2 separate regions of the Homo sapiens genome follow, and region 1 is linked to region 2. Evidence: read pairs that join two places in POLR2A ChIA-PET (ENCODE). Cell type or tissue: Caco-2. All regions are shown on one strand. Links, peaks and the distances in the headings refer to the core of each region. The heading gives the core; the rest is flanking DNA.

Evidence for each region. ChIA-PET counts read pairs that join two places held together with the same protein. Peaks named below come from ENCODE experiments on the same cell type or tissue, not always from the same donor. Only the 100,000 strongest peaks of a DNase experiment are listed, where the experiment ranks them.
Region 1: POLR2A ChIA-PET joins it to region 2 with 11 read pairs; 2 of 35 experiments call an interaction of 5 or more read pairs at or near these places.

Annotation. Positions count from the first base shown.
Region 1 is chr20:46,451,413-46,454,327 of GRCh38, forward strand. No RefSeq gene overlaps it. Among named protein-coding and RNA genes, the nearest start is that of ELMO2, 46 kb to the left of the region's middle. In Caco-2, for the core only: no CTCF peak of the experiment used is centred there; no DNase peak of the experiment used is centred there.
Region 2 is chr20:46,203,427-46,206,341 of GRCh38, forward strand. All of the region lies in intron 7 of CDH22 (cadherin 22), which reads right to left. It overlaps LOC124904916 (a long non-coding RNA gene), which reads left to right and starts at 1,435. Exons shown (of 3, transcript XR_007067611.1): 1 at 1,435-2,813. RefSeq lists an enhancer at 2,684-2,763. In Caco-2, for the core only: no CTCF peak of the experiment used is centred there; no DNase peak of the experiment used is centred there.

The DNA of each region.
Region 1 (2,915 bases), core at 284-2,783, 250 kb after region 2:
TGTGCAAGTCAGGGTCTCTATGGGATCTGGGCTTCTCTATAACTCCAGTAATTTTTTTTGAGATGGAGTCTCGCTCTGTTGCCCAGGCTGGAGTGCAATGGCATGACATCGGCTCACTGCAACCTCCACCTCCCAGGTTCAAGTGATTCTCCTGTCTCAGCCTCCTGAGTAGCTGGGATTACAGGCATGCGCCATCATGCCTGGCTAATTTTTGTATTTTTAGTAGAGACGGGGTTTCACCATGTTGGCCAGGCTGGTCTCGAACTCCTGACCTAGGTGATCCGCCCGCTTCAGTCTCCCAAAGTGCTGGGATTACAAGAGTGAGCCACCGCGCCTGGCCTAACTCCAGTAATTTTAAGGAATATCTATCAGCCTTGTTTTCCTCATCTTTAAGATGAGCATGGAAAGAGAACTTATCTTGTAGGCCTGTTTTGGAGATTAAATGTGATATGGCATGCATACCTTTGCTTGCACATAACAAGATCCTAATAAAAGCCATTGCTTCTATTATGCAAGATACTTTGCTAGGTTCTTTTAATTAAGTGTACCAATGAACATGTTTATTGTGAGGTTAGTACTGATATCTTATTATTTTATGTCATCTTTATTTTAATAAGAAAATGGATGCTCAGAGAAGTGAAGCCAGTCATCCAACATTAACAGGTAGGTGGCGGAAGTGCTGGGGTTTTAAATCCCAGAACTGCTTTCCATCCCGTGTTGTGCTTCGCCAATACGCCATATTGCCAAAAACCCAGACTTGGATGTTAACTGTCTTTGAATTCTTCACAGCACTCAGCCCCATGAAATGATCTTAATGACTCCACAAGAAATAAATGCTGAAGAAAAATGGACTCCAGCCTCCTAGGCCCAGGATTTCTTGATGTTTCTTTGGTGTTTGGGAGGACACTGTATTTCTGCAGCTTCAGGATGGCTTATGTACTCTCTGGCCTGTATTTGTTCCTAGCACCCCTGGTTTGAGTTTACCAGAAGCCAGTGTGAGATTCAGGGGCCAATGTGTACTATCAGCGACAAATATTGGTTATCAGGTGAGAGGTCCTGTCTAAAGTGAAGCTGTGCTTGGAGCTCAGATACTGACTCCATGTGAATGCAATGGATCTTGTGTGTTAGGAGGACAAGACTCCTGGAATAGAAATTCAGTGAGACCTCACACCAGAGCTCTAGGCAGGGGTGGAAAAGCCCCAGGCAAGGAGCTGGGCTATAAACAATTCTTGATCCTTCTGTTCAGAGTGTGCAAAATTTGCATGGTGTTACCCCATGCAGAGACAACTTGGGTTGTGTGCCAATGGACGTTTCAGGGCACTTCTCAAAGGAGGGAGCTAAGCTGAGGGGCTTGGCAGGGGGCAGACTCCACAATAAAAGGCTTATTGGATGTCTGTGAGGGTACACTCAAGACAGGAGAGAGTCAGCAGGCCCAGCTGAGAAAATTCAATCTCAACCTTCTCTAAAGACATTCTCTGAAGACACATGCTTTATTTTCCACTCATTCTTTCCTGATCTGAGCTGGCCCTACACTCATATTATATCCATCATTGTCTTTGGCTTCTAAGGATGTGCTGATTGCCCTATAGATTGACATACAAAGTTCAGAACGATAAAAATGGAAAGGCATTATAGTATTATCTAAATATGCCTCCTCAATTTAAAGATTAATAAAACTGGGCTAGACTAGGTCACACAGTTGGTTAGAGGCAATGTCAAGATTAGAAGTTGCCCCATTCTCAGTGTGCTGTTCATCATTCCAAATAAAATCAAAATAAGATATCTTTAAAGGTTTCTCACTAGAAATGATGATGAAGAGAGCACCATCAATAAAAGAGACAGACGTGCCTGAAAGCTCCTTCCCTGCCCTGCCCTTTCCAGTTTCCTGTGGATTCTCAAGACCATGAAAGGTTAGAAATATTAGCTGCAGAGAGAAAAGAAACATAACATGAACATATTTTCCTATCAGTGGATTTTCCCCTACAAGATCATTTTTGAAGAAGCTAATGGTTAGGAGCACGGCCTCTGGGGCCAGACTTCCTAGACTCAAATCCTGGCTCCATGTCTTACTAGGTATATGACCTTGGGCAAATTAACCTCTGTGCTTTGGTCTACCCATCTGTAAAACAGGGATAACAGTATCTACTTCATAGGTTGTTATGAGGATTAAATAACCGTTTCGTCTTATCTATATCCATCTATCTCTACATAGATATATATATGTATATATATCCTAGAATAGTGCTTGGCATGTAGTAAACTCTGCTATAGCAGAGTTTTCTATTATCGACAAATAGCAAGATATTCTGCCCTTTGGATGTGTGATAATTTCTTTAGCCAATCCCTTACTATTGTATATTTGATGGCCTTCAGCTTTTTGTTGTTATTCAAAGGAGGATAAATTATCACTAAATCCATCGGAAATAAATGTCTACACTCTCCAAATAATCCATGTGAGAGTTACAATGGACAGGTAGGTGCCATTTCCTTCCTGTTTTTTTCTGGTAGCAAAGTAGGACAGGAAATGTAGAGTCTAGTTGGGTGGCCATATGCCCTGCCAGAATTCACTGGGGAGTTCTACTATTAAAGGAAGAAGGGAACCATGGCTACTGCAGGGCTATCAGCAGACCCTGCCACAGCTTTTAACATCCATCCTATCCCCTAGACTACAACTCTGTGGAAGTTTGGTTAAACAAGGTAATCACAGGACTACCCTTATGTTGTCACACTTTAGTGGATAAATGTTTAAAAAAACCTGGATCTATTTTTATCATCCCTTAAATTTCAAACTCCCTTTGTCACCTGGTTTTAGGTACATTTTTTTACAAGCCATACATAGTTGGATTTAGTTTTCTAACTCACTGTTAAACTACCTCTGTCTTTGATGTAGGAATTCAATTTGTTCATATTATTTG
Region 2 (2,915 bases), core at 262-2,761:
GTGGCGTGAATATGTGAGTGGTGTTCCTGTGTGTGTGAGATTGTGCATTATAGTTGAGCAGTGGCTCAAGAGGCAGCAGCTCAGCCCTGGGTCTGGATCCAGGTCTGCATTGCCCCCAGGCAAGTCACTTCCATCTTTAATTCCCAGCAAAATAGAGATGATAATCCTACTTTGTAAGTTGTCGGGAGAATGAAACGCATGTAAGGTGCCTAGCTGAGTTCCAGGAAAATTACTCCATGAATGGGAACTATTGTCACTGTAATTATTATTCAGAGATGTCTGGCAGGGAGTACACAGGAGTCCCCCCAACCCAGTGTGTGGCTTGCATGCCTGGGGGCGGGGAGGTAAGATGTAGGGACACAGTAGTCTGAGAAGGACAGGAGGAAGCTGTGGGTCTAGAAGGTTCTGCTTAAATTTTGCAGTCCTACTTCTCATTTGGTGACAACAACCTGAAGGGCAGCAAGGGGAACTAGAACAGGTGAGGCTGGGGGAATAGGGAGAGAATATGAGTTTGTGGCAGCTCGTGTGTGTGTGCACCCACACATGCAAGGGAGGCCTGGGAATGGTGCTTAGGGGTGCAGATCTGATGCCCATCTGCCTAGGTTTGAAACCTAGATGTGTGACCTTGGGCAAGTCACCTAATCTCTCTGTTCTTCAGTTTCCTTCTCTTAAAAATGGAGATAGTAGGCCGGGCAGGGTGGCTCACACCTATAATCCCAGCACTTTGGGAGGCTGAGGCGGGAGGATCACGAGGTCAGGAGTTTGAGACCAGCCTGGCCAACGTGGTGAAACTCCGTCTCTACTAAAAATACAAAAAATTAGCTGGGTGTGGTGGCATGTGCCTGTAATCCCAGCTACTCATGAGGCTGAGGCAGGAGAATTGCATGAACCCGGGAGGCAGAGATTGCAGTGAGCCAAGATCGCGCCATTGCACTCTGGCTGGGGAGATAGTGTGAGACTCTGTCTCAAAAAAAAAAAAAAAAAAAAAAAAAGAGAGAGAGACAGAGATAGTAATACCTACCTCACAGGCTGGTTGTGAGGTTCGGACAAGTGACTACCAAGAAATCCTTAAGATGGTTCTTGGTGTACAGACTAGCTCTTACTTTTCTTTGTTGAGCAAGACTTTGTATCATGAGCTCTTCGAATCCTCAGATACTGTCATCACTCTCATTTTACAGAGGAGGAAACTGAGGCTCGGAGAAGCCAGGTATCTTGCCCTGGGTCACACAGGGCTAGTTAGTGGCAGAGCCAAGCTCCCATGTCTGTTCAGAGCCGGAGGTCTAACAGCATCCTCTTAAGGAGCCAGCCAGGTACACCTGCTAGCATTTCTGTGTTAGCAACAGCACAAAATGCTGCTGTTGTCAAGGTTAGGGTGGAGAAAATGGGGAGGGTGCTGCTTCCTGGCTGGGGTGCACGTGTGGTTTTCCTCTACATAAATATGTGCATATATAATGCATGCAGGCATAATAAATAGGGAAGGCTGCAGGCTTATGCACATACAGGCTTTCTGGTGTGCCTGTGTGTGAGTGCATGAACATACGAGCAGCTGACTGAATGATGCAGCTGCCGCCCAAGCTGCTCGTGTGTGTGTGTCGGGGTGTAGTTCGGGAGCCTCTTCCAAAACAAAGCAGCCTGCCTCCTGCTCCACTGTCCCAACCAAGGGATTCCTTTCTGCTCACTCCACCCTATCTGTGACTCTTTTCCCCCACTCCCTTTAGGCATATACAGAAAAGCCCACACATGATGCCTGGAAAATTGTATGTGGTTAACACTAGTTGCAGAATGAAAGGGAAAAAATGGGTGTGCAGACCACCAAGAAAAATGGTAATGACCATTTCTCGAGGGCCTGCTATATGCTAAGCACTTAATCCTTCTTCCAACCCTGAGAGCACCAGGCACAGAACTTGGTATGTGGTAGACATTTAATACCTATGAATGAGGCACATACTATTATGATGTCTATTTTAGAGATGGGGAAACCGAGGCTCAGAGGGGGTGCATTGACTTGCCCAAGACTCCACAACTGAGCTGGGATTTGAACCCAGGTCTCCTCTGATTTCAAAGCCCTTGCAGTTTCTGCTGCACCACACTGTGGAGTGCTGGGTGGAGAAAGGAAGTGTTCGCTTCCTCTGCTGCAGTGTGGACTAGCTGTTTTTGATGATCAAAGGAGACTCACAATGGGGCTAGGTAGGAACGTGGCTGGGCTGATAAATGGCCAGTCTATCTGCAAACCTGCCTAACTGAGAGGTGGGCCCATCTGAGCACTTTCCTGCCTCCTTCTCAAGCCTTCTAAGGCTTCCCACTGCCTAGAGGATAAAGTCCCACTTCTTCATGTGGCATTCAATGTCCTTCGCAGCCTGTCTCCAAGTGCTCCCTTGTCCCTTGTCGTGAGCTTGTCCAGCTGGTCTCGCTGCTCCTGAACTTAACCTCCTGGCTCCATGATTCTGTCCCTGCCATCTCTCCTCCCCATCACTCCAACCTGGGGCACACTCTCCCCATTCCAAGCCTTGTCCTCTTCGTCCCCTTGCAGGGGCCTTTTGGGGCAAACCTCTGTCACTCCCCTTCCTGGTGCATAAACTACTCACCCCTCCCTGGAGCTCCTCAAGCCCCTGCCTCAGCCCAAGCCCACTTGGACCTGGACCTGTCACTGGATTCGTTCACACGGGCCAAGCTTTCCCACTGGCCCATGTCTGAGGCCATCATCTCTGTGGCCAGTGCACAGGGGAGGACGCTGCACCAGTTTAGGAACTGCACTAACCACAAGGAGAGTAAGAAGCAGGAGTGAAATGGCCAAAGGCTGGATTCAGGAAGTGGTGAGTCATGGGTCAAACCCCGGTGCTTCCCCTTTTGAGCTGGGTGGCTTTGGGAAGTCATTTCCCCTCTCTGACTCTCAGTTTCTTCGTCTGTCAAATGAG